Linked DNA regions of Homo sapiens: region 2 is linked to region 1. A link is a loop called in an ENCODE intact Hi-C map of the cell type or tissue named here. Cell type or tissue: ascending aorta. All regions are shown on one strand. Each heading gives the region's core, and the rest is flanking DNA. Links, peaks and the distances in the headings are about the cores only. Region 1 overlaps LINC02698 (long intergenic non-protein coding RNA 2698). Region 2 holds the start of LOC124902826 (small nucleolar RNA U13).

Evidence for each region. Peaks named below come from ENCODE experiments on the same cell type or tissue, not always from the same donor. Only the 100,000 strongest peaks of a DNase experiment are listed, where the experiment ranks them.
Region 2: a loop joins it to region 1, with 2.6 times the contacts of the local background. A loop is called at or near these places in 2 of 110 quality-filtered maps.

What each region holds. Positions count from the first base shown.
Region 1 is chr11:115,693,116-115,709,610 of GRCh38, forward strand. All of the region lies in intron 2 of LINC02698 (long intergenic non-protein coding RNA 2698), which reads left to right. Among named protein-coding and RNA genes, the nearest start is that of LINC02698, 42 kb to the left of the region's middle. In ascending aorta, for the core only: no CTCF peak of the experiment used is centred there; a DNase peak (open chromatin) is centred at 6,820; H3K27ac peaks cover 1,647 bases.
Region 2 is chr11:115,615,915-115,632,409 of GRCh38, forward strand. LOC124902826 (small nucleolar RNA U13) reads right to left here and starts at 11,271; the gene lies at 11,168-11,271. In ascending aorta, for the core only: no CTCF peak of the experiment used is centred there; a DNase peak (open chromatin) is centred at 7,287; H3K27ac peaks cover 1,487 bases.

The DNA.
Region 1 (16,495 bases), core at 3,056-11,055:
TTTCCCTGCGATGAAACTGCATTGTGTCCTCAAGGAGCCTCCAGCAGGGCTGTGTTTGACACCATCATGATTGCCCTTCAAGGGGCGCCAGTGAGAGTAAGCTGGACCTACTGGCACCATCCTCCCCAGCTTGAGGAGATGTGCAGAGAGGTGCAGGGGTGCCAGGCTTGAAAGTGCAGGGCAGAGAGATGCGCTGATGGCTGCTTGCACAGCCTCTCCTACCCATGGAAAGGGGAGGGGGCCCAGGAGGAGACAACCACAGGGATGTGAACTGGTGTACCTTTCAGAGTACAGGAATGTAAGTTCCCTGAGAGTGAGGGATTAAAAAGAAATTTTCTCTTTAATTGTGGTAAAAAACATATAACATAAAATTTATTTATTTATTTATTTATTTATTGAGATGGAGTCTGTCACCCAGGCTGGAGTGCAGTGACATGATCTTGGCTCACTGCAACCTCCACCTCCTGGGTTCAAGTGATTCTCCTGCCTCAGCCTCTGGATTAGCTGGGACTACAGGTGTGTACCACCACGCCCAGCTAGTTTTTGTATTTTTTGTAGAGAAGGGGTTTCCCCATGTTGGCCAGGCTGGTCTCAAACTCCTGACCTCGGGTGATCCACCCTCCTCGGCCTCCCAGAGTGCTGGGATTGCAGGCATGAGCCACGATGCCCAGCCTATAACATAAAATATAAACTTACCATCTTAACCACTTCTAAGTACAGTGTTCACTGGCGTTAAATATATTCACATTGTTGTGCAACCAATCTCCAGAACTTTTTTATCTTGTAAAACTGAAACTCTGTACCCATTAAATAACTCCCCTCCTCCTCCCCACAGCTGTACGTAACCACTCTGCTACTGTCTGTCTCTGAATTTGACTACTCTTGGCACTTCATGTAAGTGGAATCACACAGTATATGCCTTTTGGTGACTGGCTTATTTCACTTAGCATAATGTCCTTAAGGTTCATTGATGTAGTGGCATGTGTCAGAGTTTCCTTTTAAAGACTGCATAATATTCCACTGTGCATATATACTACATTCTCTTTAGACACTCTTCTGCCGATGGACAGTTGGGTTGCTTCTATGTCTTGCTATCATGAGTAATGCTGCTATGAACATGGACATGCAATCTCTCTTCAAGATCTGGCATTCAATTCTTCTGTATGTATGCAGAAGTAGGATTACTGAGACATATGGCAATCTATTTTCAATTTTTTAAAGAACCAACACCATTTCCATAGCAACTGTGTCCATTTTCATTTCCACCAGCAGGGCACAAGTGTTATACTTTTCCAATTTCTCTACATCCTCACCAACACTTGTTGTTGTTTTCTTTCCCTTTCTCTCTCTCTCTCTCTGGCTTATTTCACTTACCATAATGTTCTTAAGGTTCATCCATGTTGTAGCTTGTGTCAGAATCTCCTTTCTAAAACCTCATCCAGGCCTTAAGTTCAAACCCAGGCTGAGAGAGTACCTTGGAGAGGGGAAGGCAAACACTGAATGTTGGGCCCTGGGTTTGGATTTTCTCCCACTAGGGAGGGTGTCTGAGAGAGTTAGAGCGGGGTAGAGAAAAATAAAAACTGCTGAGAACTAACTCGGCTGCAGAAGGAGCCATGGAAATTCTCTCTCTCTTTTCCTCCATCTCGTGACCATCCTCTAATGGGTGTAAGGTGATGTCTCGCTGCAGTTTTGATTTGTATTTTCCTGATGATTAGTGATATCGAACATGTTTTCCACTTGCTCCACCATTTTTTTTTTTGAAAATCCTATGCAAAGTTTTAAAAATTAGAAATGTCGGTCAAATTGACCTCATATCTAAGGGAGTTTCGACCAAGGAGATATCCCATGGTGGAGGGAATTTAGGTTTGGGGATTAGATCTCAATTCGTATCCCACAGTTGTGCCAATTAGGGGCTATGTGGCATTGGGCAAATTGCCTCTCAAGCCTCAGTTTGCAAATATATAAAATAAAAATAATAATGTCTACTGAATAAGGCAGTCCCAGGGAAGAAATGAGGTAAAGACCCTATGATGAATTATTCTTTTTCTTGTTCATCTTCCTTGTTGCACTGAAGCTGGTGCTATCATCCTGCAACTGACAAGAACACCAGGACTTACTTTGTCCCTTATGTTAAGCACATGATATCCACTAAGCACCTTTTCTATGTAAGACACTGCACCCAGGAGTGAGGAAACTCAAGAGATACGTAAGACATGGATCTACACCAGGAGCAGGCCTGGGATTGCCAGGTGAATGCAAGGCCAGAGCCAGGAGGGGACACCTGTATCTGGAGCCACCCAGCTGGCTTCTCAGGAAGACTAAGGCTTGGATAGGCCAAGAGAGTACCCTGGAGTGGGAAGGGCAGACCTTGAATGTGAGGCCGCTGGGTGTGGATTTCCTCCCACCCAGGGAGGGTGACTGAGAGAGTTTCAGCAGGGCAGAGAAAAATAAAAACTGGTGAAAACTAATTTGGCTGCAGAAGGGGCCATGGAAATTATCTGAGGAAGCAAGGCCCCTCTCTGGGAGGAACTTCTTTCTCTGGGCTACTTAAATTCCTTCTGCTGGAATTGAAGTTTGTTTTCTCTTCTGCAGTCTTTTGGGGAAGGAGAGAAATGCTAATTACCCTCCTCTATTACCCTTCATTGATTTATGGGAGGGGAGCTCTGCCATCCTCTGGTCTTCCTCCCTCTCCCAGTGTGCTTCCCCCTGGTTGTACTAACAAGGGCTTAACTAGAGTTGAATAAGCGCCAGGGCAGCTTAGCTTACAGTACCTCTCCGAAGTTCCTCCTCCCTCTCCTTCTCTTCTCCTCTCCCCTCTCTTCCTCCACCCCCTCTACCCCCACCAGTGTCTGTCCTTGGGGGCTCAGGGCAGAGGCCACCCTCCTGGGGGAGATGATCCCCTAGAACTGCCCAGGTGGGCTCACCTCTGCTCCTCCCCGGGAGCAGCCAGCAAGCAGCCAGGGAGCCCTGGGAAGCCAGGTCAAATGCAGAGGATGTAGGAGCAGGAGCCAGGGGGAGGCAGGGTGTCCACCAGGGAGGTGATTAGCTCTGCAGTGCCTCTAATAATAATCTGTGAGGCTAACAAACAGCGCAGAGGAGGAGACAAGTGCAGCCCCTGTGCTGGCTGTCTCTGTCTTTGTTAAGGTTAGAGGAGGAGGGAGACTGTGTTAATTGCAGACTTATCATGATTACCTCCAGCTCTCAGCCCGAGAGCCACAAGAGGCAAAGCCATGGATTAGTGTGGAGATTGGAGGGGCTGAGAGCTGAGGGGGTAGTGTTCCCTCTGGGCCCTGGGGACCCAACTTGTGAGAAAACCCTGAAATTAAAAAACTCAGTTCATCCATTGATCAGTATTGACGGGGTGCGATGTGTTCTGTAGAACATTCAAAGCAGTTCTGAATTTCATTTTTTAAGATATGAGATATAAGCCAAAAAAGATGAGTCTCCATCTATCCCATCACAGAACCTCCCAAGGCACACACACGCCCTCTCCCACACACACTCACACGCACACACACTTGGTTCTGAGCCCTCCTGTGTTAGACACTCTATAAATATCCATCACATTGAATTAAAATGGAAACTGGACCTAGAGAGAAGGGGTGTGGCTGTTCTCACTCTGGCTTTCCTAGTTCTTTTGCTGCTCCATCCCGATCCTGTAGCTGCCTGCAAAGGAGAACACAGAGGTGAGATTAGAAGGCCCTCAGCCAGGGTTTGAGGAGGCCTCTGGGAGTCAGCTGACTCACCACGGGGGCAGCAGCAAAGGCAAAATCAGGGCCAGGCTGGGAGAGCTTGGACAGGACACCAAACCCAGTCTTAAAGCAAATGCAGAGTGTGACTGAGAGAGTTTGAGCAGAGCAGAGCAAAATGAAAACCAGTGAGAACTAACTCAGCTGCAGAAGGAGCCATGGAAATTATCCGAGGAAGCAAAGCCCCCTCACTGGGAGGAACCTCTTTCTCTTGGCTAATTAAATTCCCAAGCTTTGGAAGCCTGGCCAGAGCAAGCGCCCTGGTTAACATCACGTAGGGCACACCCAGACCATGCCTGAGTAGGGGGATGAGGTGTGGGCATCTAGGCTTACTGAAGGCTAAAACAGCAATTTTTTTTTTTTTTTGAGATGGAGTCTCGCTCTGTCGCCCAGGCTGGAGTATAGTGGCACGATCTCTATTCACTGCAACCTCCGCCTCCTGGGTTCAAGCAATTCTTCTGCCTCAGCCTCCAGAGTAGCTAGGATTACAGGCACCCACCACCATGCTCAGCTAATTTTTGTATTTTTAGTAGAGACGTGGTTTTACCATGTTGTCCAGGCTGGTCTCGGACTCCTGACCTCAAGTATCTGCCTGCCTTGGCCTCCCAAAGTGCTGGGATAACAGGCGTAAGCCACCGTGCCTGGCCTATGACAGCAAATCTTAAAAATGCAGTTCTCTGAGGCTAGCCTCTGAAAGAATATGAGCAAATTTTACCCCCTTAGATTATAAGTTAAAGACCTCAAAGGGGCTTGTGGAAATAAGAAACTTTGTGGAGGATGCTGGAAAGAAGGTGGCTGGAATTTCTCCCTCGTGGGTGGGTTTGTCTCAGGCAGAGATCTCTCAGTTAGCCAGTCAACTGTCTCTTCCATCTGGGCAGTGCATGGGGACAGCGGCCCAGGCTGGTTAGCCAGGGACTACACATGGGGCTTGGACCTGCCCTATCCTCTGCAGCTGCTTCAAATTTTCTTTCATCTGCTCTCTCCCTGGTCTCCCCTCCCCTCACTTCTATAGACCTCATTGTCGCTTGCAGTGGCCTGAAACCCCACCCCTTCCCTAGGCTCCCAAACTTGACACCCCCTAAGATCTGATCTATGGCAGCAGGACTGGTGGTGGATCCATGAAATAATCATGATAATAATAATGAATAAATGAATTACCATCTATTACATTCTTAATATATGCCAGGGCCCTGAGCTAAGTGTTTTATAATGCAGTATTCCATGTAATCCTTTTAACAGTCTTGTGAAAGATCATTTAATCATTTTATAAGACCTGATTTATAAATGAGGAAACTGAGGCCCAACAGCTTGCCTAAGGTCAGTCAGATACCAAGCTTGTTAAGCCGGGATTCAAATTCCGAAGTGCATGCTTTCTCTCCTATGGAGAGGACTGGGGAGCAGGGAGGTCAAATTCCTTGACCCATCATTTCTCCTGCTTGTCAAAAGGGCTCAGAGTGCCCAGCCTGTATCCATCGTGGCCCTCACCCCCTCCTCTAGGCCCTGTCTCTAGCCTGAGATGGCCAGAAGCCTGGGTCCTTCACCTCAGTGGGAAGTGCTTCACCTCAGTGGATACCCAAGACCCACCATTCGCACTTGTCTGTGGTTTGTGTGTTTCTTTGTTTTGTAGTTTCATTATGAAACTAATGAAAAGTGACATCAGAGGAAGTAGTCGCTTTAATATCTTATTTGTTTCTCCATGGTGTGCAGAAAAAAAGAAAAGTTAACCTCGGAAAGTATTTTCCTTTTTTCTTAGAATGTATTTATTGTTAAATGTCAGATTCAGGAGGTACATGTGCAGGTTTGTTACATGGGTATATTGCATGGTGCTCAGGTTTAAGCTTCTAATGATCCCATCACCCAAATAGTGAACACAGTACCCAAAAGGTAGTTTTTCAACCCTTACTCCCCTCCACCTCTCCCCTGTTTTGGAATCCTCAATGTTTATTTTTCCCTTCTTTGTATTCATGTGTACACAATGTTTAGCTCCCAGTTACAAGAGAGAACATGTGGTATCTGGTTTTCTGTTTCTATGTTAATTCACTTCGGAGAGTGACCTCCAGCTGCATCCATGTTGCTGCAAAGGATCTAATTTCCTTCTTTTTAATAGCTGTGTAGTATTCCATGGTGTAGATGTACCACATTTTCTTTATCCAATCCATTGTTAACGGGCAACTGGGTTGATTCCACATCTTTCCTATTGTGAATGTGCTGCCATGAATATACAAGCGCAGGTGTCTTTTTGGCAGAACGATTCCTATTTATTTGGGTATATACCCAGTAATTTCTATTCCTTTGGTTATAGACCCAGTTCGCTTGCTAGGTGAAATGGTAATTCTATTTTTAGTTCTTTGAGAGATCTCCAAACTGCTTTCCACAGGGGCTGAGCTAATTTGCATCCCCACCAACAGTGTATACTCGTTCCCTTTTCAGAAAGTATTTTCAAGTTTGTCAGACTGGGGACACTGTGTTCTTTTCTACAATTGGCCCCCGAAGTGAAAAGCCCCTAGTAGAAGTTTCTCTGGGCAGTTCAGTCTCAGGAAGTCCCTCTCCCATGGCTCCATGCCCCTTCCCCTGGGCATGGTGTCCCTTTGCTTTTCTTGTCTTTCCCAGACTCTTCGTCTGCCAGCCCTACCCTGAGCTCCGAAGTCACAGTCAGTTGGGGCTGGTGAAGGTGGGGAGGAGCCTCCAGCACTGGCCATCCTCCTGGCAGGGGCGCTTTCCCACAGCACCCTTCTATTCTGTATGGCTTGGCTTTTGCAGTGACACGTTGAAGACCATCATTGCTGTTTATTGAACACTTGGTGCTCTTCTGAGTGTCTCACTGCACAGATTCATTTAATCCTCACAAGAATCTGGTAGCATGTTCATGGTTCGCATTTTACTGACAAGAAAATGGAGGCATAGCAAGATGGAGTCACTCATCCAGGCCCACAGCCTGCAAGTGTTGGAGACAGGATGTGAGCTTCAGCAGTCTTGAGTGCCCAAGAGTACTCTTCCTTTCTGGTACTGAATGCCGGGGACATTTAGTAGTGATTTTTTTTTTTTTTTTTTTTTTTTGGCAGGCTGGCCTAGGAAACTTTCTGCTGTGAATAACACAGCTCTACATGCCAAGTTCCAAGCAGCTGACGTATTAATGAGCATAGCTGTGGCCTGCCTGCTCTTTTGTGTCCCCCTCAGAACTTGAACAAAAGACATGCTCCATGGGTGTTGGGTGGGTGGTTGATTGATTGAATTTTTTACCCACAGGAAGCTCCACTGGCTTCCACAGCTTCTGAGGTTGGAGAAAGGAAGGAGGGAGGGAGGCGTGGTGGTCTATGTGAACAGGTTCCTCTCCATCGGCAGCTTAGTCCTGGGGTGCATGCTGTGCCTCCTTCTTGGGTAGATTTTTGGGGCAGACGCTATGGATTCCTGTGAAGTTGGTGAAGCAGATCCACACTGAACTCCCTTTCAACCTGGTGGACCCCTCATTCTTTTCTTTCAGCCTGAGGACCTGGCAGCCTCTGAAAGCACGTCTGCAGAACATGCTGAATAGGCCAGTGCCCACGGGAAGATAGTCCTTAGGGCTAGCTAGCTGCTGTACTCACTTTCCTAGGATGGCTGTGGGTTGGAGTTCATGGGTCTCCCAGGCTTCTTAGAGACAGAAAGAGCAAACCAGAGAAAGCTTGACTCCAGTGCCCAACCTAGGAGGAGGTCAGGCAGTATAGAGAGACACACAGGTTAGCTGACAGACATTTCAGATCTACCTCAGGCTCAAGATGCCACACCTGCTGTTACTTGTCCAGGGAGTCAGCCCTCGAGATGCCCCCTGTGGGGAGACCTCAGAGGGTGGGGAGACCAGAGGGAAGAACGGGAGGAGGGGGAAGAAGATGTCATGTACTGAACTGAGAACACTCAGGGAAATAAAGGATCTATTTTTTTCAATTTGTTCTCAGCAAACATTTGTCATTTAATTTCTTCCTAATTACACAATTACGTAATTATGTAGTATTAGTAAAATAAAGCCTAAAGACGTTTGAGTAAAGAATTACTTAAGTAAATAATGTCTGACTGAAGTAATTATTTCCAGGGTTTTCTTTTTTAAAGGAGAATGGGATAGAATTAGTTCAGGCATTGTTGCAGGGCTGCATGGGGGTTTGGGGTGCCGCACAGCTGGGGGCAGCTACGAGGCTCCGTTGCCCACTGGGGTCCAGCTTCTTGGCAGCTTCCTTTCTCTGTGGCTGAGGCTCTGATGGCAAGTTCCAACCCTGCTATTGGCTAGGTGGCTTGGGAACTGACTTCTCCTTTGAGTCTCACTTGGCCCTTCAGAGAGGGAATTCCTGGCTCCAGTGGGTGGGGAGGACTGGGGTGGTCGAAGGAGACTTTGGGCAGAAGTAAGTCCTCAGTGACTAAGGGCTGTGCCTCAGCCACACCAAGTTTACCAAGAGGCAGCTATGGGTGAGCCCACCACATGCAGTGATAAAGAGTTCACCCACCAGCTGTACCAGCAAGTGCCTCGGTGGTAATGTGGTGGCAGTGATGCGTTGGATGGGAGGGTAGACCTCGGGCTGCAACACTAGCTGGAGACCTTATGTGGGCAGATCCCCGGGGTCAGGCTGTGGTCGACCCTGGGTGTTTCCATCCTGGCCTGGGGTTGTAGAGGTGCAGGTTTCTCCAGGGTTGGCACTCAGTTCCCCTAATACCTGAGTGCATGGGGGTGGCAGCCTGAGCCCAACCGAGTTCTCTAGCAGACTTGGATCTGGCAGTGTGCTAGAGGGCTGGCCAGGCCTGAGGTTAAGGGGACACTTGGCTGGGGCTGGTGTGGATGCTGCCATATGGCCTCCTCAGTGCCCTGCCCAGCCTGCACTTCCTAAGCCCAGAGGTGCGCTCTCAGGCATAACAGCCCTCTTTCCCTGCAAGGCAGAGCTTAATGACGAGCTGACCCAGCAGCTTCTTATAGAAGGGGATTCCTGGGAAGCCAGGCTGACCTCTGCCTGCTAAATCATTCCCCATTCCCCTCTTCCACAGGGCTTGATAATCTTTCATAAGAGATTCATTTGTTCCTTTGATGTGGAAGGGTTTGCACTCTCTGAGACTCTCCTATTACAATGCAAGTAGCCCTGGAGACGGTAAACCCTTAAGACTGATCAGCTCTTTCCTTAGGACAGTAGAACCAATCTATTCTTGCCCTGGGGCTGCTCTTGCATTTCTTGAGGACTCGTGTTCCCTGCTTAGTCTCTGGGAATCCAAGGGTTCAAGGCCTGGGCCCTCAGTAGTCATAGTGATGGTGGGCATTGAGCAGCATTGCTCATCATGCTCCTCTGCCAGCTCTAAGTCTCTGAGAGCTTGGAGGAGAAAGAGGTGCTGGAGATCAACAGGAAAATGAAACAGGCAGGTTGTTCGGCCTGCTCACTGAGGCTGTGGCTTTGGGCCCTTACTGGTGGCTCACTGAGCCCAGCATCCCTTGGGAACACCAAGGAGGCTCCTGAAAGTCCCCAGAGCCACAGGAGAGCATTGAAAAGGAAGGCTGATTTGGTCAAAGATCAACTTTTCCTGGGTTATATATTCTTCACTGAGTAGCAGGAGTTTGGCAACATTCCATAAAGTTGAAGATACATTTTTCTGCAAACCAGCAACTCCACTCTTAGACATTGCTCTTAGGCATAGAAGAGCTCTCATATAAATGCATAAGAGACACACACCAAAGGCATCATGGCTGTGTTGTTTGTGATAACCGAAAAAAAAAAAGAGAGAGACATACAAAAAGATAAAAGGAAGCAACCTAAATTTTCATTATCAGGAGAGTGGATAAAAAATAAATAAGTTGGGGCATATTCATTTAATGAAATTCTTATTTTTATTTATCTTTATTTTTTTTTTTTGAGACAGAGTCTCGCTCTGTCACCCAAGCTGGAGTGCAGTGGCACAATCTCAGCTCACTGCAACCTTTGCCTCCCAGGTTCAAGCAATTCTCTTGCCTCAGCTACCAAGTAGCTGGGACTACAGGCATGAGCCACCAAGCCTGGCTAATTTTTGTATTTTTAGTAGAGACAGGGTTTCACCATGTTGACGAGGCTGGTCTTGAGCTCCTCACCTGAAGTGATCTGCCTGCCTCGGCCTCCCAAAGTGCCAGGATTACAGGCGTGAGCCACTGTGCCCAGCCTCATTCAATGAAAGTATTTATAGTAATAAAAATGAATGCAGTTGAGCTATGCATATCAACATGGATGAATCCTACAAACACACTGTGGAGCTAAAAAAGCAAGTGGCAGAAGAATATATACGCCATGATACCACTTATAAAAGTTGTAAATGATGCAAAACCATATTATATACCATTTATGAATAATACACAGCAATATAAACACCAAATTCAAGGTGGTCAAATTCAAGAGAGTGGGAATAGTGGGTAGGGGATATGGTTTGGAGAAAGGGGATGTAGTGCATGGGCATTTAACTTTATTGGTGATGTTTTATTTATGCTAGGAGGTAGACACAGAGTATCATATTATTCTTTAAAATTTTTGAATATTTGAAAATGTTTCATAAGAAACAAAAATATAAAGTTCCAAAGAATGACAACTGAGGACCTTGCCCACTTTCCCCAGAAATGTCAGAATGTGTTGTGTGTGTGTGTGTGTCTGTGTGTGTGTGTGTGTGTCTGTGTGTGTGTGTGTATCTGAGATGGCAGAGGTGGGAAATGACAGTTGGGGTAAGGGGCCATGGAGAAAATCTCATATAGACAGGCCACACTTGGCTCCTAGGAAGTTTTCTAGGTTGCATACTTATTCAGTAAAGTTTCCTCTCTTCACATAATGTTTGCCTACGTATGAAGCTAAATATTCATTGAGTAAATTAGCCAGTTCAAATCTGTGGTACAAAAAGACAATTCCTTCTAATTACAGGGATGCCAGTTAAAAGATGCCACACTGTGGGATCCTGTAGTCCCAGCTACTCGGGAGGCTGAGGCAGGAGAATTGCTTGAACCTGGAAGTCAGAGGTTACAGTGAGCCAAGATGGCACCATTGCACTCCAGCCTGGGTGACAGAGCAAGACTCCAACTCACAAAAAAAAAAAAAAAAAAAGAAAAGAAAAAAAAAGCCACACTAGGCTGCCATTCACTGCCAAGAGAGCCTTAATAAAATTCTAGCTATGATTCAGATTCAAAAAGGTAAAAAAAAAAAGAAAAAAGACACTGTTATTTTTGATAATTAAATATTTACCAGAGCTGAGAAAATAAGTCATACTTATGTTTCAAGTATACCAAAAGCTCTTTTTAAAAAGTCCCAATAAAGAAATTGTTGCTCTCACAGCTTTGCTGCCAGGGATTTTCTGGGCTAACATCAGTATCATGGCCAACTTTCCTGGAGCATCTGCAGCCTGGCAGTGACCAGTTCTGACTTCACATGCAGGCAGTGCTTAGGCATCCATTCCTTCTAGAGACATTATTTAGTTTATAGCTACTTTCCTGCCTGGTACTTTAAAATAGTTCCACTGTATGTGATATGGTTTGGTTGTGTCCCCAACCAAATCTCATCTTGAATTCCCATGTGTTGTGGGAGGGACCCGGTGGAAGGTAACTGAATCATGGGGGCAAGTATTTCCCATGCTGTTGTCGTGATAGTGAATAAGTCTCATGAGATCTGATGGTTTTAAAAAGAGGAGTTCCCCTGCACAAGCTCTCTCTCTCTTTGCCTCCTGCCATCCATGTAAGACATGACTTGCTCTTCCTTGCCTTTTGCCATGATTGTGAAGCTTCCCCAGCCACGTGGAACTGTAAGTCCAATTAAAACTTTTTCTTTTGTAGATTACCCAGTCTTGGGTATGTCTTTATCAGCAGTGTGAAAACGAACTAATACAGTATGTTTTCTCCTCTGTCCAATTCAATTCTAAGTATCATGATAACAGAGCTGTCTTTTATAGGGAGTGGAGATGGATGGGAGAAGAGATAGATCATCTTTAATCCAGTCCTCTCTGTCAAAGGAAAGCTCAATGACTGCTGAATTAATATGTTAGTTGGAGTGGTATAAATTGCACCCTGACTTGAGATCCAGCTCTGATACTCCCCAACGAAGACTTTGAATGAATTACTTACACTCTCTCGGTCTCAGTTTTGCTTCTGCAAAATAGGGATGATCCATAACTACCCTATAGGCTTCTTGTGAAGATCCAAGGGGGTCATAACTGCAAAAATTGATTTTATATTGTAATTTGCTAAACAATTGAAAACCGTTATACAAATATGAAATGTCATTATTGATTACAATGACATGTGCAGGAATGGTAAAATTAATGTAATTTGCCCCTACTCCTTCTTACAGTAGACATATAGGCATTGTCTACTCATCTCTTTGCATCTAGGATCTGTTACGCCTCCCTCTGCATGCAGTGGTCAGCATTGGAAACATCCTGTGTCCCCTCTCTTCCTGGCCTTTCATGGGACATGCTTCCAGGACTACAGCTGTTTGGTCCAGGGATAGTACTGCATCTGAGCTAGGCCAGTCTAAGAACTTTTCTGGAATTTTAAAAACAAAAATTGAGGAAGTCAGTCAGATTCCTCTTTGGTTAAAAATGCTATAGAATAAGAAATTATGAAATATCCTAACTGTAGTCCATGACTTGAATTTTACTATATTCAGTAGTACTGTACTATTCTCTGCCCCACTCAATCACACCACAAGAAAACAAAACTAAACAGAAAGCAGTGAGTTGAACACAATAGACATGGATGTTGCTCTTATGTAAACGTCTAGAGATACAACTTGCAGGGCCAGGCAGAGAGCTCCATGGGTCAGGATCCTAACTTTCTCCCTCTCCATCCTCAGTGCAAATTTCCAGCTCCAGTCCACTCATGTTTTAATAAAGATGCAAGAACTTCAATGATCTATTTGCATTCCAAGCTGTTGAAGGCACAAAAGGAAGTAAATGTGCATGTCCCTCCTTCTGAGAAGGCCTAACCCTCTGCTTACATCTCATTGGTTAGAACCTAATCACATGGTCATGCCTAGCTGCAAAGAAAGCTGGGAAATGTAGCTTTATAGCTGGAAACCATTGCTCACTCCCCTGAGTAAAACGGATCTTGTCACTAAGGAGAAAAGGACGATGCATGTTGGATTAGGCTACTAGTAATCTCTGCTATGTGAAGTAGGTCTGCTACATGGAAGAAGCTGGTCTGTTGCAGCATTTTTACATTTCCCACTTCGGTTATTCAATTTTAGTTCTGATTATAGGAAATATTCAGGATCCTCTTAATAAATTCCTTCTTGGCCAGGTGCGGTGGCTCACACTTGTAATCCTAGCACTTTGGGAGGCTGAGGTGGGAGGACTGCTGAGTCCAAGAGTTCAAAACCAACAGAAGCAACATAGCAAGACCTTGTTTCCAGTACAGAAAAAAATAAAATAAATAAATACATGAATAAATTAATTCCTTCTTTTTTTCCTTTCATTAAAAAAGCATAAGCCGGGTGTGGTAATGCATGCCTGTAATCCCAGCTACCCAGCTACTCAGGAGGTTGGGGCAGGTGGATCGCTTGAACCTGGGAGGTGAAGGCTGCAGGGCACTCCAGCCTGGGTGACAGAGTGAGACCCTGTCTCAAAAAATAAAAGAGTATAAGTTACTTACCACGAAAAGTTGTCCTGATATTACTTTCCTCTAAGACCCTTTAACAGCTCCCTGCAACACTTGCCTTGGGAAATGGAGGTATTTACTGGCCTCCAGCAATCTTTTCCAGAGTCCTTAATCCACTCACAGAGTCACATTAGAAACAGATAGGAAAGAACCCTAACAGGCCAACCAGTAACTTTAATGACAGCATGGGCTCCTGTGTGAGTTCATTTGCCACCATGCTGCAACGCTTTACTCTCTTGCCCTTTAAGATACTCTGCTGCATCTCTAGGTCCTAAATCCAAGCCTCCCTAGCTTTGTCTTTGGCTCTGGGTCCAGAACATTGCAGAGAACTTGGAATTGGTTTCTGCTTTGTTGTTTCTTCCAGTGTTGTCTGAAAGCATTGTCCTTTCCTTTACTAAGAAGTGCTGGGAGAGGACTTGTGCTCCAGTGACTCAAGCTGTAAAGCTACTTCCTTTCCTCCTGCCTGGCAGGACATTAGGGGATATTTCTAAGTCATGAGATGGTCTGCCTGGGTAGTGCCAGGGATCAGCTCACCCTCTAAATTTGGTAAAGAGCTAGGTGGAAATAAGGGTAGAGGCTTTCTTTTGGAGCTTCTCTGGAGAGTTTCCTATACCACAGTCCTGGTGATTTGTAGCTTGAGAACTCAGTCAACCCTGAGAGAACCTGGAGGTGAGTTTTTGGGAGGAGGGCCAGGCATACTGAGTATTATTTTTTTTTTGGCAAATCCAGTGTCTTAATCTATTCAGGTTGCTGTAACAAAAACATAGACTGGGTAGCTTTTAAACAACAGAAATTTGTTTTTTTTATAGTTCTGGAAGCTGGAACATCCAAGATCAAGGTGCTGGCAGATTCAGTGTCTGAGGAGGGCTGCTTCTGGGTTCACAGACAGCTGCCTTCTCTCTGTCCTCATAGAGTGGACAGGGAGAGTGAGCTCTCCAGGGCCTCTGTTAGAAGGGCACTAATCCCACTCATCAGGGCACTGACCTCATGACTTAATCACCCCCCAAAGCCCCCATCTCCTAATACCATCACATTGGGGGTTAGAATTTCAGCATATAAATTTTTGGGGCACACAAACGTTCAGTTTGAAGTACCCAGTAGCTGCATAGAAATAGAGCCCACCCCCAACCCCATCCCAGAGAGGCTGGAGGTGGAGCTCAGAGCTGATCATGGGAGATTTGCAAGGGCAGGTCATTGTGGTTAGTCGACGGACATTTGAGAACACATTTCATGCTGAGTCTGTGGGTAAAAAAATACTTCCCTATGAGCTGATTTTAGTGCTGCAATGGACCTCATCTCTGTGAGTCAAAAGGTCATCCTCCACAGCCATCATGTGACTGCAAATCAGAGAAAAGTGGAAACAACGGGCCTCCAGAAGTAATTTTATACACCTCCTGCCTCTATTGCATTAAATCCAATAGACTGATAGCTAATGATTATTGAGCACTCATTATCTGCAAATACCATGCTAAGAGAATTATCTTATGCATTCCTCCCAACAACCTTCTGAGCTTGTTTTCAGTTTAGCAGGCAGGAAAACTGAGGCCCAGAATCACTCATCAGGTTGACAGAGGTGGATGCCAGTTCAGCCTTAGCTGGATTCCCAAGCCAAGCCTCCTGCCCACCATGGACTGCAGCCTTCTGCAATGTGCTTAAGAGTGCCTTAAGCACCTGAGCACAGGGTGCCTCAAACTGTTGGTTTCTAGATGCCCCTGGCAGGACCATCTCAATCTGGACATTGCCATGAGCAGCTCTAGGGAGCTGTTTCCTGCCTCCCTTGCTAATAAGTCCCAGTGTCCCATCACCCAAGCCAATAGAGTGATCCACTAGCACTACAATGCAGGCTCATTTACATTTTACATAGTCTAGTGGGCATATTAAAAAATTAAAAGAAACAGGTATCCCTGTAACACAGGCTGTCTACATAAATAATCACATTACAATGGTACTTCAGTGCATAGAAAAAAATCATTCAAACAGAATCAATTCATTGATACTGATATTGCCAGTGATGTGTTTTTAATACTAGAAATGACACATGTTCCCCAACACATGTACTATAGCATAGCAATAACATTTTATGGGATGTGATGGTTAAAGTGAAATGTGGTTCTATCAAAACAATAAAGCTGTGTTGAATACAAAAATAGTTTACACCGCTTTCAATTTTTTTTTTTTTTTTTTTTGAGACAGTCTCGCTCTGTCACCCAGGCTGGTGTGCAGTGGCACGATCTCAGCTCACTGCAAGCTCCGCCTCCTGGGTTCACGCCATTCTTCTGCCTCAGCCTCCCGAGTAGCTGGGACTACAGGCACCCGCCACCACGCCCAGCTAATTTTTTTTGTATTTTTTAGTAGAGACGGGGTTTCACCGTGTTAGCCAGGATGGTATCTATCTCCTGACCTTGTGATCCTCCCGCCTCCACCTCCCAAAGTGCTGGGATTACAGGCGTGAGCCACCGTGCCCGGCCACTGCTTTCAATTTTTAATTTAAATTAAATAAAATTAAAATTTCACTTTCTCAGTAGTGCTAGGCACATTTCAAGTGCTCAGTAGCCGCCTGTGGCTTGTGGCTACTATGTCAGACGGTGCAGGTTGAGCATCTACCCAAAATTCATCATGATGGAAATGCACTTTCTGTGTCCTGAACAAAGAGAAGAGAAGTCAGACTGGAGGAGAGGGTCTGTGCAGAGGCGAGGTGGAGAAAGAGGCTGGGATGGTGTGAGGGGCTCATAGGAGAGGGAAAGCACTGTTGATTTTCGAAACGGAAAACCGTATGACGAGAATGGCGCTTTGAGAAGATTCGTCTGGATGCATCGAGCAAAGTGGGTGGTAGGGACACAGATTAGAAGCAGGAAGACCAAATGCATGGGGATGGGAGATGATGAGGCCCTGAACAACAGTGAGGGTGGCCAGAAAATGAAAAAAAAAGAAGTACCTGAGAAAGATGATGAAGAGTTACTATGACGAGTCAGTGAATGAATAAGGGGAACAAGAAATGGGGAAGAGGTGAAGATGACCCTGAGGTTTTAAGCCTCAGACAACGGAAAATGGTAACACCACTGATAGAAACAGGGAAGTCACGGGCAGACATGCTGGGGCTGGGCGGGGTGGGGTGGGGGCGGGGGAGGAGATGTAGGATCAG
Region 2 (16,495 bases), core at 3,091-11,090, 77 kb before region 1:
AGAATGTTCACTGAAGCATTGTTTAAGGTGGCACAAACTGGAAATCTCTGAAATGTCCAATAACAGAGGACTGGCAAAATTCATACACATTCTCTTTTACATCCATGCAAGAGAATTATTAGCAGTCATTAAAAATAATGAAGATATATATCTATTGACACAAGAAATTAAGTGAAATAAGTAGGTTATAAAATAGTACACCCAGAATAATTTGATTTTTATTAATATTGTATGAATATAAATACATGTATCGAAAAATGTCTGGAAGGGCATAGATCAACCTGTAGAGAGTCATTATCCTCAGGTAGGGATTATGGGTGATTTTTATTTTCTTCTTTTTACATATTCATTTTCTAATTTTCTGCAAAGCGCTTGTTTAAAAAAGAAAGAAAAAGGGGATGTTATCTAAGAAATATTTCCTGATTGCCTCTCACCTTCCTTAATCCTTCCTAGATCTGATGCTCCCACTGCCTGGCACTGTTTTAGCATGCGTGCTATTAGATCAATTGTAAGGGGCTAAGATTGTTCCCATAGGTGATTTTCATTACCTTTATAAACTCCTTGAGAGCTGGGGTTCTCTGTTTAATATATTTTTTTTTTTTTGATACGGAGTCTCATTCTGTCACCCAGCCTGGAGTGCAGTAGTATAATCTCAGCTCACTGCAACCTCCACCTCCCAGGTTCAAGTGATTCTCATGCCTCAGCCTCCCGAGTAGCTGGGATTACAGGCACCTGCCACCATGCCCAGCTAATTTTTGTATTTTTAGGAGAGACAGGGTTTTGCCATGTAGGCCAGGCTGCTCTCAAACTCCTGACCTCAAGAGATCTGCCCACCTTGGACTCCCAAAGTGCTGGGATTATAGGCATAAGCCACTGCGCCTGGCCCAATTTTTTTTTTACTGCAGAATTTAGTATAGGATGTTGTTCTTGGGAGTGCTACATTTTTTCTCCCCTCCCCGCCAGCCCCCATCTTTTATTCCTATGAGGTAGACAATAAAGAGAGTTGAATTCACCTTGCCCTTGGGGAAGAAGGAAGATGAAGACATTTCCCCCGGGCTGGGCAGAGGCCCAAATTAGCCCATGAGGCCAAAGGCAATAAATAATCCCCGGACCTCTGAGGTCAGGGCCCTGCCTCCTCCACAGCCACCCTGACCTGCATAATGGGACCACAGGCAGTTATGATTCATGCACACACTGCCTGGGCTCCTGCCAGCCCGGTCTGAAGAAGCTTCACAGTTGGAACTGGATAGGCCTAAAAATATGGCCCCCCAGGGACAGCTTGGGCCATGCTCTGGGGAGCCTGGTGGGGCTAGAGGCCTGGAGAGAGTTCTTAGAATCAATACTGGAAACACAGGGCTGATTCAGCCTTCTTCTGTCTGCAGCTGGAGCCCCAGGGAGAAATCAACAGCCATAACCCAACCAGACAGAGCAAAAAGAAATGAGTTTAAAGCACCAGAAGGAGGACTTAGATAATAATAATGCAGTGAGTGGCTTGGGCAGCAACTGTTGCAATAATATCACCTCCCATTTGTACAGGACTTTACTGTGCACAAAATGCTCTTACATATATTATCGTATTTGACCCTCAGGACAACCCTGTGAAATAGACAATCTTTGCCGGGATTTTCAAGTGAGAGAGTTTGGAACTCAGAGAGATTAATCAATTCACCAGAAGTCACACAGCTAGTGAGAGGCCAGGTCTTTTGACTTTACAATGCTAAAAGGGGATCTACCTGAATGAACCAGAGGACATACAGAGCTAAAGAATAAAGAAATGTCATAGTTATCTTTTAAGAATAGAAGACTCCCCACTATGTTTGGAGGAAGTTCAGATAGAGAATCTGGCTGGGGAGGAAATAAAATGACTCCCCAAAGCCTCAAGCTTATACCAGGGCAGGTGGGAGGGCAGAAGGGCTGTGCCCATGAACACCAGAGTGTATATTTTGCCTTCAAACACATAATCTCCTAGCACAGTGACAATAGAGACTTGGCTTCTATTTTTAGACACCAGTGGATGTGGAGGATGGGGTCAACGATGGAATTCTCAGCTCAGGCCTTAGACAAGACCCTCCACGGTGCAGTGTGTGCATGAGCAGAGGATGTAAGGAACTAGGGTGCAGGGAGAGTCAGACTAGTACTTATGAGATCTCAGGAAATTAGAAAGAAAAATAAATCTCTGAGTTTGTTTTTGTGAGCTCCAGAGGGGGATGGCAAGAGACTCAGTTGGGAAAAGCCAGCCAGGAAAACAGCTGCTCTGCCCATTCTATGAACGAAGAGGATGCATCCCAAGGGCCTATTTCCTCGTTCTAGAGAGTTTCCAAGGCAAGGCCTGAGTGAGGGTTTTTTGTTGTTGTTGTTTGTTTTGAGACAGGGTCTTGTTCTGTGACCCAGACTGGAGTGCAGTGGTATGACAATGGCTCACTGCAGCCTCGACCTCCCAGTCTCAAGTGGTTCTCCTGCCTCAGCCTTCCAAAGTGCTGGCTGGGACTGCCGGTGTGAGCCACCATGTCTGGCCCTGAGTGGATTTTCTCCTTGCCTCACCTTTCATTTCCTGCCCAGTGGAGTGAAGAGGATTCTCCAGGTTTCTCAGCCACCACAGTTGGTATCCTTACCTCCATGAGAATTATTCATACCCTGTGAGGTGGTGAACTGGCTTGATGGGCCTCTCTTCCTGGGCTTTGTGAGCCTCAGGAATGCTGCCCAGCCAGGCCCAAGTCCTGGTCTGCATCATCTTTGCCTTAAGGAGGATGGTGCAATCCTCCATCCCTTGGCCCCAAGTGCTCAGACAACTTTGTTTCAAGGAGCAGAGTACAGTCAGAAAAACAGAAACCACTCTAGGCATTTCAACAGAAAATATTTTATACAGGGGCTTGGTTAAATGGAAGGAAGCAGTCCTTACCTAGGTCTGGATGAACAATGAGGAGAACCTGGGGTTACCAGAACCGAGAAGCTCCGAGGAGGAACCCTGCAGCACTTGGAGCTACACCTCAAAGCTGGGGGTGCTGCCTGGGTGCTGCTGCTGCCTCTGAAGCTTGAAGGAGGGGCCCCAAGGCTCAGAGTTCTGAGGTGTGACACAGCTGCTGCTAATATCTTAGGAGCTTGGGAAGGGGCTCTGTGGAGTGGGGACTCAGATGTCCAAGAAGGGGGCACTGCCTGGCTGGTGCTGTGACCTCTTGGGGGGCGTGCAGTGAGGCTGGTATTGGGAGAGCCAATGAAGCTGTCAGTTGGAAGCAATTACTGGACAGAGCTTCTCTCCAGGCACGACACTGGCAGAAGCACCAGGCAAATAGGGAGCAACAAATCCTTTCTCATCTCCTTCAGCTTTCTCATCTCCCTCTAGCTCCCGCTAGATGCAGAGCCAAGCAGGAGCTAACTGGCAAAAGAGAAATGCAATTTGTAGCGTTCCAGAGCCTGTGTCCCAAAGCAGAACAGAGAAAGGTGGGGCATCCTCTGATTCCCAGAGGATGTATTCATGGGGGGATATTTTCCAGACAGGCATAAGAAACCTCAGAAGGTAGTTTGGACTCTCTTTCAGCCCATGCACTTGGCCATCTGTTTGAGTCTCTATTGTCTGATCTGTCAGTTCTTCATTTTCTATGACAGGTCCTGGGGCTTTTATACACTGCTTTTATTTATTTTTTTTAAATGAGAAGTTGGGACCACATCTCATTTTTATCCCTTTGGGGATCATCTTGATCCTCTGCTCCTTGCCCCAAACTGCACAAAGCCCACTTCCAAGTGATAGGAAAAAGGGAGATTCAACTGTCAAACAATAATAGCAAGATATTATCAATGTAGGCCTGTGATTGTGTCATATAAAAAATAAAATACACACCAGTTAATCAAAGCACTACAGACACTTTTAAGTAATCCCACTTTGGCTTTGCATAACTCCATACACTGCCGGCAGTGCTCTTGTCTACCACCAGAGACCATAATATACATCAAAAATTCTCCTTTAAATTTATTTTCAGTAAAGATTGGTCTTTTGAACTGCGGCAGTGGAGGCTTAAGGGTACAAAATCTCTCTCGCCTTTTTCTCTTTTCTTTTTCTGTCTCCCCCATCTTTCTCTGGTAGGGCGGTGACTCTGGGGCAGGGGAAGGGAGCAGCAGTGGGTTCCACACATCCTGTTGAAACTTCTGTCCTTTGCATGGATCAGTTCCTCTCATCTGACACTTGATTAAGTCATTAAAGCAGGAAGGTGAAGAAAGGTTGAGCTGCAGCAAAAAGGAGAGAGAGACAATTCCCTCCATTTGCTTGGGAGAACGCCTCCAATTGCTGGGCCCAAGGATGGTCTTGAGCTACCCCAGCTGGGATAACACAAACTTAAGGCTTTCTTAAAATCCCAGATTCTGTGACATGTACAACATTGGGTGCTTAGGGGCACAGATGACAACCCCACACCATTGTGGAATCCTTTCTTGCTGCCGTCACCAATAGGACAATGAATGAGATAGCCTTCCCAAATCATAGGGGGACGGTGGCAGGTCAGTTTGTCATGACAAACAGTATATTTTAGTGGCTAAACCTTACTCCTAGGTTTGAATTGGAATTTATTACTTCATAGCTGTATGACTTGATGTCAGGGATTTTTAAAATTGTGGTTAAATATACATGACAAAATTTACCATTTTAACCTTTTTTTTTTTTTTTTTGAGGCAGGGTCTCACTTTGTCCCCCAGGCTGGAGTGCAGTGGTACGGTCATGGTCACTGCAGCCTTGGCCTCCCGGGCTCCAGTGATCCTCCCACCTCAGCCTCCTGAGTAGCTGGGACTACAGGCGCATGCTACCATATCCAGCTAATTTTTTTTTTTTTTTGTATTTTTTGTAGAGACAAGGTTCTTCCACGTTGCCCAGATTGGTCTCAAACTCCTGAGCTCAAGTAATCCACCTGCCTCAGCTTCCCAAAGTGTTGAGATTACAGCGTGAGCCTCCGCTCCTGGCCCATTTTCACAATTTTTAAGTGCGCAGCTCACGGGTATTAGGTATATTCAGATTGTTGTGCACCCATCGCCACAGTCCATCTCCAGAACTTTTTTAGCCTCTTGAATTGAAACGTTATACCCATTAAACACTAATTCCTCATCCCACTCCCCACAGCCCCTGGTAACCACCATTCCACTTTCTGTCTCTACGGCTTTGTCCATTCTAGGTATGTCACAGAAAGGGAATCATGTAGCATTTGTCTTTTTTGTGCCTCGCTTATTTCACTTAGCATAATGTCCCCAGGGTTTGTCTGTGTTGCAGCGTGTGTCCCGGATGTCAGTCTTTGCTCTAAGTAGACTGAGAGTTGCCAGCTCATATACTCTGCTCCCTTGCCCTGCCTCAAAATGAAGAGTGGGCTAAGTGAAACCTATAGGGGGAAGAATGAGAATATATCCATAGACTCTTAGAGGTGAAGGGGATCTTAAATGTCATCTGATTCTACCTCCCACCATTGGGGGACATCCTCACTGTCAGCTCTGAGCGGGAAGGTGGACTGGTAAGAGTGGTAATCCTCTATATTTTTAAAGTAATTTATATTTTTTCCTGAGATGTTTCTATCCATGATTTCACTGGATCCTAACAACAATTCTAATATAGGTCCAGGCAGGTCTTATTTTCCTGGAAACCAAAGCCCAGAGGTAGAGTTGAATTTGCTTCTGAACAATTGTGACGGAGTCTCTTGTTTTTTAGTCTTCCATCCTTTCCCACAGTAGCCCAGGTTTGCAGACCTGTTTCTATTTCATTCTTTCTTTCTTTTTTTTTTTTTTTTTTTTGACAGAGTCTCACTTAGTCGCCCAGGCTGGAGTGCAGTAGCACGATCTCAGCTCACTGCAACCTCTGCTTCCCAGATTCAAGCGATTCTCCTGCCTCAGCCTCCTGAGTAGCTGGGACTACAGGCGCGTGCCACCAGGCCTGGCTAAATTTTGTATTTTTAGTAGAGATGGGGTTTCACCAGGTTGGCCAGGCTGGTCTTGAACTCCTGACCTCAAGTGATCCACCTGCCTCAGCCTCCCAATGTTCTGGGATTACAGGCATGAGCCACTGCACCCAGCCTCTATTTCATTCTTTATCCAAGGTTCACTTGACTCTCCCAATTTTCTTGGAGTTATCACTTCAAAATCCCAAGTAAGCTATATGAGCCTTCTAGATCATGTCCCAGAAAAAGAAAGGTGCTGCTTAGGAATTGTCGGATTTGAGCTGGGGTGAAGCTAAGAGCTCAGAACAGGGGGACCCCCTGCACTAGAGATTTCACAGCTTCATGAAGGCCACCATCTTGGGAGTTGGGAGATTCTTCTGGCATTTGAACTAAATTCCTTCTACAATAATAATAATTGTCTTCTGTTTTATCTTGAGATCAATGGAAGCAGAGAGGAATAGCTGCTGTCAATTACGCTATACCTGTACAAGACAAATTTCTCACCCAACCTCCTTGCCCTTGGCTGAATCATCCAATCCTGAACTTCCATGGAGAAGAGAGAAGTCCATGGACAGGGATTTTCCTCATCAGCTGCTCCTGACCACAGTATTGGGGTTTGAGTGCTCAAGGTGCCCCTAAGGAACCATCCCAAGGGTATTTTCCCTAGAGGTCTCTTAAGAGTTGGGTGAAATTTAAGAAGAGCAAGCTGCCTTCCATCTGCTATCCCCGGGGTCATGTGCCCCCAGATGGTGCAGGATGAGTGGGGGCAAAGGGCAAGGGGGAAGTATGTCAACTGGAACATCACAGAAGTCTAAATAAGGACTGTTCTGTTTGCCATCCATCTCTTAATTTTTTGATCTCACTAAAGGAATACAACCCTATAATAAACACTCCAGCCTTACATAAATAAGCACCAGCTTGCAACTGCCTCTGTAGCCAGCTCACTGGATTCCTGAGATTAAGAACACAGGTATACCTCTTAGAAGGTGTCACAGCTAGGAACTATAAAAGTCATCCACAATGAAAGTGATGAGACACTTGGGTGGGTAGCCAAATGGTGTTGGGGTGGGGTCGGAAATGGGGTAAATGCTACAGAAACAGCTTCCCTGGGGATAAGAAAGCCTAGGAGAAATGCTGGTGTCTGAACAGTCCAGATGTAGGAACAGTTGAAACAATCTTATTTGGGCTTGAGCAGCCAAAAGACTCTGGAAATCCAGGTCTGAGCCTCTGGAGCTTTCTTTTCAGCTGCCCCAGCTGCACATTCCTGAAAAGCCAGCACTTGCACGAGGCATCTCCCAACTCAGACATGAGTCACGCCAGCTTATTTTAAGTCCTGACCTCTTCCCGGGAAGGGACTCTGACATGGAAAGCCACGTGCTGTGAAGCAACCATGGACCCCGGCCAAGGGAAACAGAGGCCCCCAACAGCTTCCTGACAGTGTCCTTCCCAGAAGCCCAGTGTGAGCAAGGGCCAGGAGCAGCTGTGGGCACTCATGCCCCCTCCCTTGCCAGGGCGGAACAGTGGGCCGCACCACACCAGCAGCTCTTGTACCCACCGTGATGCTGCTGACGGCTGGGGCAGGGGGTGCCAGGCAGTGAGGGAAGCCCTGTGTGCTCCTCTTTCCAGGACTCTGGCCTTGGTTTTCCAGTCCACACCAGATTGTCCTGAAAGGCTACTGCAGTCCTTTGGGGATAAATGGACAGAGGGAGTATGAAGCCCATGCTCTCTCAGCCAAATGTATTTAAGCCTTTTAATAATTCATATCCCCATTTCCATACACAGCCCCACTTAAAGAGGGATCCCAGGGAAACCTAAAAGCTTTTCTGATTGCACCAGCTCATCCAGCATCTTCATAAAAGGTTCTCAACTGGCCTCTCAGAATCGACGGCAGCAATGCTTATGAAGAAAACTAATAGTTCCAGCTGGTAGTCATTGAAAAGTCACTTAATATTTCTCAGTGCAAGGAGCTCAACTTAATGGGACACAATGTTTTTTCCCTAAGCAGTTGGGAAAAAAAAACCTTGACATCATATTAATAATGTCAAGTTTTATTGGCTCTCTTATTTGACATGATATTAAACTTTTCAGGCTCTATCTCGACTGAGGTACAAGGTTGTTAAAATGTGGACAGATTGGAGCGCTACAAAAATGTGGCATGGAAGAAATGCCTGTCCAGGTGAGTGTAGAGAGATGGAAAGCCGGTGACATGGGGCTTAATAGACAAATCTACTTTGCGGAAAAACTCTTAGTACGTCACCTCCTTCCCTACACTGCCTTCTTTCTGAGACCGATGATGCAGGCACCTTAGGGGAAGATGGGGCTTCAGAACTCTATGGCATAGGGTTGTTCATTGTCCTCTGCAAGTCTAGTTTTCTGGACAGAATAAAGTGAAGACATCATGTTAAGACAGATTACAGTCTATGAGCATAGCTTTGCTCCATAGCACCTCCTTGGGACAGAAAATTCCCTGGGTTTCTCCTTTTTTTTTTTTCTTTTTTTGAAGGAGTCTGGCTCTGTCACCCAGGCTGGAGTGCAGTGGCGTGATCTTGGTACACTGCAACCTCTGCCTCCCGGGTTCAAGCGATTCTCGTGCCTAAGCCTCTCCAGTAGCTGGGATTACAGGCATGCACCACAACGCCCAGCTAATTTTTGTATTTTTAGTAAAGAGATGAGGTTTCCCCATGTTGGCCAGGCTGGTCTCAAACTCCTGACCTCAAGTGATCCGCTCGCCTTGGCCTCCCAAAGTGCTGGGATTACAGACGTGAGCCACCATGCCCTGCAACTCCCAGGGTTTCTAATAATAATAACAATAGCTAACTAACATGACCTGGTGCAACCATGTGTCTGACACCATGCTAAGTACTTTCCCATGTTTACCCCTGTTGGATCCGCACAAAAACCAAAAGAGTTAGATGTTATTGTTGTCACCATTGTCCCCATTTTAAGAAAGAAAACTGAATGAAAGAGGCATCGTATGATTTTCTAAGTCTGATGGCTAGTAACAGACCTGGAAATCCTATTCAAATAGGCTATAGCCTGAAATTATATGCTTACCACCCTTCAATATAATGGGAGCCATTATGAAGATGAAATATGTCACATATGCAAAGTCTAGGGACCCCAGCCTGGCCCTTGGACCTCTCCCTACCCTGGACACCCGTCCTCTTTCACCATTTTCACTGTTGGGGACTGAGAGGCAACCAAGAGGGAGGTTTATCCAGCAGGCAGTCAGCACTGACTTCGCCTGTCAGGCGCAACACCATAAATAACATATTTTAACCAAAGAACACCCCAGCAACCCAATAATGCATATCTAAAGCCATTTTGACGTTGCAGAGATACAGTAATACTTTTATGCTTTGTTTAAAGAAATTGTTTGCAGCATATTTGTAGTGAAATCAGTCCAAAGAGTTTATTTGGGATGATTGATTTATAGGAATCCAGCTCCCATACCCAGAGGATGACACTTAAATCATATCTTCTTTTCATTTATAATAAGGAACAAAATGATCATATTTTGACAAGTCTGATCATTTTGGGGGTTGAGCAGGTTCCCTCAGTGGGCTCAGTCTATAGCTCACAGAACTGATAGAATATTATTATGTCTCATTAAAATCAGCTGCAGCTGCTTCAGATGGCGGCCCCAAAGAAAACAAAGCTGCTGGCAGTTTATCCTAGAGTAGTCAGTCTACCTACTGATTTTTAAGAAGGGGACAAGTGGAAATCTTTTCAGTTGTGCTTGCCAAAGCCCATCTTCCCTGGGTTTGAACTTAGAACATCTCCTTAAAACAGACCGGCCCCACCTAGGGCTGACATCACAAGTCTTTCTGTGTCCTCTCTCCCCGCTTGATGCTACAATGCTGCTGCAGCCTCTGGCCTTCTGACCCCACAGAGGCTGTATCCCATTTCTAGGACTAATGGGAATCTAAACTGCCCAGGCTTAATGGGGAGGGTGACATTTGCTGTTTTGGCACCTGCCTCCTCACTAAACCAAACAAGCCGGTTTTGTAGTTCTCATTTGTTTCCAGATTCACAGCCGGGGCAAAAGCCGCCTGTGTCACATCCCCAGAATCTGTGCTGTTATTTCCATATTTGTGTTCAGCTCCTGAGGCTGGGCTTTGGGTCATGCTGAGCAAAGTCTGCCTTCTGCCCTGTCTGAAAGTCCCCTTTCGCTCCCCTGCGAATGACGGCAGGACTCCTCTGCTGGTCTCCCCATCAGACTGGGGCCCGGCCCTGTACCGCTCCCACTTCTTGAGAAGTGAGCTCAGTCTGTGACAGCCACACAGTGAAAAGACCGGAAAAGTTCTCCCGGAACAAAACCTCACCAAGTTCTCGGGGTCCATGGCAGTCTGCGTAAGAGTAGTACAGTGAAAGAGCTTCCTTCTCTCATCTCCCTCTTTCATCTTCCCTAATCCCCTCCCCTCAACTTATCTTTTTTTTCTCTCTGCCTCCAGCCCCCCTCCTCTTTCTATTCACTATCAAGAACAGCCAATTTAGCGGGCAGCCATACAGTTCCAGCAGAAGGCCCTGGGATCAGTGGCTATGGGGAATGGCACAGCCAGAAGGAGAAATCAAAGATGAAATGAGCATTTGGATCTTGCTTAAACTGAAGTTTAGCACCCTCTATGCATTATTCATGTGTGACATCGTCACCCTCTTCTCTACACTCTCCACTGAGCTACAAGAGAGCCCTGAATCCTCATGGCTTTGAAATAATTTGCACAATGACACTGATCTATCTTCAACCCTGCAAACGCCCCATAGAGGGCCAAGTTTTGGTCTGGCTCAGGTACAGGTGCAGGTCAGGTCAGCATGAAACCACAATCATACCCTTTTGGCAAGACACTTCAAGGAAGTGGGTAATGATTCACATTTGGTGTTTAGCTTTTGATACCTGTACCAAATGGTCAAAACCCTAAGCAAGCAACTGGTCTTGATTGGATTGTTTAAAAATATGAATTATTGACCTTGGGCAAGTCATTAGATTTCCCTGAGCTTTGATGTTCCGTCTCCAAAACTTGGAGTCCATGATGACTTCCTTACAGGGATGCTGTGAGGACTGAATTAGTTAATACGTATATGTGGACATGCTTTGTAAACTATAAAATACTGAATGAGTATAAAAGCAATTTAAAAAGGCCGAAGTGTATCAGGCATTCACGATGTGCTTGGTATTATGCAATTGGCACTTACTTGCTCATTTAATCTTCACAGAAATCCCCATGAGGTTGATACTATTATTCCCCCTCCTTTTTTTTTTTTCATGTCAGGCGGGTAATGTGCTGACGTTGTAACAAGGTTTGAAGGAGGCACATCTCACACATGTGCCTGAACACCCAATCATCTCGCTTATGAACTACAAAAGGACCTCCCCTTTCTTAAGATGAGGAAATTCAGGACACTCAGAGAGGTGGTTAAGGGAAGTCCAGAGCTGAGATTCTAGTCTAGGCTGTCTCTTCCCTCCCACTTTGCAGGTACCCATTCCAGACTGAGGAGCAGGTAAGTCTCCTGGCTTTATGCAGAAACACAAATATTGATTTACCAACAAGTCAAATATTTTCCCCTCCTTGGAATGCTCCTAAGCTGGAGGCACTTGGACATCTTGGGCCTCTGCTACTTCATTTACACTGGTTTTCCATTGACCTGAATGGGTGGGCCAGTGACTATTTGCAAGGTTGGTTGGGAAGGGTTGGCTCTCAGCTTGGGATTCCTAGAACAGGTGCACTTGGGGGCCTCCTCTTGGCCTCCACCTCTGCGGATCCCAGGGCCAATCTTTTGTCTCAACCCATTTTCTCAGGAACTCATCTAAGAGAGCTACCCCCTGGCGGGAGTAAGCTACCATCTCCAAGGGCCAGCACAGAACTTTGGGAGTGCCAATTGTGGAGAGAAGGGGGTGTTAGGAGAGATCGTCCCAGAGGATTACAGTGACAGGACACTTAGCCCTCCTCACAGGCACGAGTTTGGAATAATTACCCAGGGCAGACTCTCTGAAAGAGGAGGTAAGCTGGCTAAGGCTCTTAGAAGGCAGGCCTGATGACATTGTTATGTATCAGTCCAAGGCTCAGGACGCGGCGGGGTCAGGTATTAGCTGATTATCTGATTCTGTCAGCAGAGAGCTTTCAGTGAGTCCACAGAGCCAGCCCCCAGATTTCCGCACAGAAACGCTAAGCTTAGACACCTGCAAAGGAGTCCTCGTGTGAAGTTCTGCCCCTGGAAGGTGTCCTGGGTACTTACAGTATCAGCACTGGAGGCAGATCCTGCAGCTCCGAAACACCCTCCAAGCTTCACGTTGCCACACGGTTCTGGGAGATGAGGCCATGGCAATCTGTGGCTTCCCTTGCTCCTGAACTTGAGCCTCTGATTCCCTCTCCTGTTGGAGGCTTTAACACGGTCAGTCTACAGACACCAGTTTTGGCTGTTGAAAAGCTTTCCACCTCCAACCCTGCTGGGGGTGGAAGAGAAGGACAGAAGGGGAGTGAGGAAGAGCCACTTCTGTGACAGAAATCAAAGCCAAGGCAGGCAGACATGTAGGTGGACTTGAGCGGCAATTAATTCTTTTCAATCAGGAGAGAGGCCCAAATGACAAGAGGAGGCACTAAATTTAGACATAAAGAAGAACTTACTTGGTTTTGAAGGTTAGCCAGGATACCTCTAATAATTGTGTTATAATAAATATAATTTTATTATTTACTATATTTACTGTTCTATCAACTTTTCTTTTTCTCTTCTTTTCTTTTTTCTTTTTGAGACAGAGTCTGACTGTGTCACCCAGGCTGGAGTGCAGTGGCGTGATCTCGGCTTACTACAACCTCTGCCTCCTGGGTTCAAGCAATTCTCCTGCCTCAGCCTCCAGAGTAGCTGGGATTACAGGTAAGTACCACCATGCCTGGCTAATTTTTGTATTTTTAGTAGAGACAAGGGTTCACCATGTTGGCCAGGCTGGTCTCGAACTCCTGACCTCAGATGACCTGCTCACCTTGACCTCCCAATGAACTTTTTAATATTGTGTCACTTAATCCTTCCAACTACCCTATGAGAGAGGTATGATCATTAGATTTCTATTTTACATCTGAGAAAGCTGAGGTCCAGGTAATTTTTTTTTTTTTTTTTTTGAGATGAAGTCTTGCTCTGTTGCCCAGGCTGGAGTGCAATGGTGCAATCTCAGCTCACAACAGCCTCTGCCTCCCGTGTTCAAGCAATTCTTCTACCTCAGCTTCCCAAGTAGCTGGGGTTACAGGCATGTGCCACCATGCCTGGCTAATTTTTTTTTTTTTTTTTTTTTTTGTATTTTTAGTAGAGACGGGGTTTTGCCATGTTGCCCAGGCTGGTCTCAAACTCCTGACCTCAAGTGATCCACCCACCTTGGCCTCCCAAAGTGGTGGGATTACAGGTGTGAGCCACTGTGTCCAGCCAGGTCCAAATAATTGAAATAACTCATCTAAAGTCAGCAATTTGAAAGAGACAGAATCAGAATGTAGACCCAGGCAATCCGATGCCACAGTGCAGGCTCCCAGCTACTGTTTTCCAGGTGCCTCCATAGAAAGAATGGAGAAATGCTGGGGAGAGCTCCATCTGGCCTAGTTGGGTACACACCCGGGAGACAGAGGACTTCATGGAGGGCATTCAGGCTGTGGGGATCTGTGAATGTGGCATTGTCACTGATGTGGCTCCTTCCTTTTTTCCCTTCCCACCCAATTTCTCCATGTAGCACCCCTCCCACAAGCTAGCAGGAGGGTGGAAGTGAGGATGAAGGATCCTTGTGGAAGCTGAGTCCAGCCCAGGATGCCTCTGCCCACTTCTGCTCTGCTCTTAGCACAGGTGCCTGGCTCCCACCTGTTGAGTTACAGGCCACTGACTTCCAAGTCAGGCCAGGAGGTCAGTCATCTTTTCCACCGATCCTCTGCCCTGAGCTGAGTTATCTCGCACAAGTGGTACCCACTGGACCCCGTAGCTCTGGCCCTGCTGGAACTCCCTCGCAGCTTAGCAGGGGTTTTAAATCTGGCCCATGAGGCCTTGTCAGTTTCAAGAGCCCCCCCTGACCTTTTAATAAACATTTCCTTTGTTATCAGAATTATTTCCTAATTCATTCCCTTCTGTCCCTGAAAATCTAAATCCTATTTAAGTTAATGCCCTTCATTTTCATTTATAAAGACAGATACAAAATAATTATTTCCTATCTCCGTGGTTTCCTTATCTCCCGTCCTAATAATGCCTTCAGCAGATGAACATTCCCTGTCAGTTGAAACAGTTGGAGTGTTTGTTTTTTTCACTCTTTAAAGAAGAAAAATAAAATGCTTTCTCAGGCTTTGTCTCTTCTCTTCTCCTCTCTCCTCTTTTCTCTTTCTGCCTTTCTCGGCTCTTTTCTTCTCACTATCTGCTTTTCTCCCGGGCGCCCCCTCTCCCTCTTCTGACCCCCACAGTGACCCTTTCTCTCCCTCTCCTGCACCCTCTCCTGCTGTCCTGGCCCTTGCCCAGCCCAGTGTTGCTGGGCGCCTCTCATTTTCCTGTCCGTAGTGCAATTTCTCTGCGGCCTCACATCTGAATTTCATCAGCCCATGAGCCTGCCTTTGAGCTCAGGTCCCCCCAGCTAGTAAAACTGGTTTGGATGAGCAGACGCAGTCTCGAAAAGAAACATTCTTTGGTTTCCTCTCATGACAACTAGTGAGCAGAGAATTCACAGTTCCCTTCTCCGGGCGCCTCTTTGAAGTGTTTGATTGAAAGGAGAGGGGATGGAAAGGAATGGGGTGATGGGGGTTGGTAGTGGCGGGAACAAGGATTCCAGCTTTAACTAGCAACTCTGAAACCAGCGACCCAGACTTCCGGCGACCCTCTCTGTTCCTTGCCCATCTGGGTAGGGGAGATGCTGACTGATTTTTGGCTATCTGCACCAGATCCAGTCTTCCACCCTCCTCTCTTTTGTTTTCCAGTAAAACTCAACACACAATTTAAATCCAGGGTTTGGGAGAAAGTCATTAATAGAGTAGCTGATTTTAAGGGAACTGGTTCTGTTCTCAGAAAGCAGTTGTTCAAATCCTAACCATTAGCACATGCTGAATGCCTTCTATATGCCAGCTATGTAAATGATTTCATTTACTTCTCATGAGGACCCTGTGACCTAGCAGCTACTGTTTCCCCATTGTATGGATGAGGAAACTGAGGCTCAGAAAGACTGGGAAACTTGCTCACAGCCCTCGACCAGCAGAGGTACAACCAGGCCTCGAATCCAGGTTTTGCTTCATATCCCTCACTCTCTGACATACAGGCCTTCAAGAGAAAGGATTTCTGTCACTCCTCTGGCTTTAAAGTCTTTGTCAAGGCCAAGAAGGAACTATGAAGAACTCTTCTGTGACGGTATCTAACAGGTGGTCTCTGAGCTCTTTTATCTTTGGTAGAGAATGCAGATTACTAGGCACAAAGATTTAAAAAAACCCACGAGAGAAAAATGTTTGAAAGCATGGTGCTACAGAGAGGTCAAGGACTAATGGATGGGGAACGGAATGTACCTACATCAAGTCCCTTCATTTTATAGTCAGGGAAACTGAGGCCTAGCAAGAGCTGGGTCTCACTCCTGCCTTCACTTAGCTCAGCAGCTAAGACTTGCTGAACCCACAAAGAGCTTTCCTTCATCATCTGGAGGGAGATACGGAAGCCACCTAGGGGTTACCCCAGAGAGGCCAGGAGACTTAGAGTAAAGAAGGAGCGTAGGATGGCCAGCAATGGCCAGAGGCTTCAGGATAAATGAGCAGTCATGAGGTAACACTTCTAGACTCCTAAACTCTGAAAGGGTAAGAGTCCCCATGGCCACAAGTCCTAAAAGAGGTACCCATTTTTGGTCAGTGGATAGGGCTGGTTAGCGAGTGCCACCTTTCTTTTGGCTCCCTGGCCTGGGGTACCTGATCAGGCCTTGGGGAGCAGGTGACCTGGTTGCTCATATCACTTGGGCTCAGTGACATGCACAGGACCTTGCAAATACGATCAATGCAACGTTTGTGCAGCTCAGGCTGGAGGGCAGGAAGGATAATGTCAGCAAGGAGGTTCTCATAGCTGGAGACTATTTGCAAAACAGTGTAAATCAAACAACTCTTTCATAAGAGTGGGACACGGGGACCCAAAACCTTGGCAGTTGAAAGAACATCTCCCAGTTTGATGTTTGAAAGGTGATAAGAAGCCTTCCTGTCTCCTTGTCATCCTGTGATGCCACCATTAGAACCATTTTCTTGATTCTAGGAAGCACCTCTAAAAATACATATATGTAACTATTAATAGTATAGAAAAGCATGCTAAGCCATGGGTGTAACTGGTTTGATGTGGAGCCATGAAGGACTGGGGCTCCAGGGCAAGTATGGTTTGGTAGGTGTGTGAGTTGCTAGCCACGGGGCAGAGGGTGGATTTTGAAATTATCTGAGTATAAGTTCGTTCCTTCAGTGGGGAATCAGGACCTTGGAGAAGGAGAGGAATGGGAGAGGGCTTGGGGAAGGGAGAAGCAATCCTACAGTGTGTCTTCTGCACACAAAGGAGGCATGGCTAATCTCACATTGTTTATGACCACTGCTCTGGAGTGAAGGGAGATGTTGCATAGTGCAGAGAAAAGC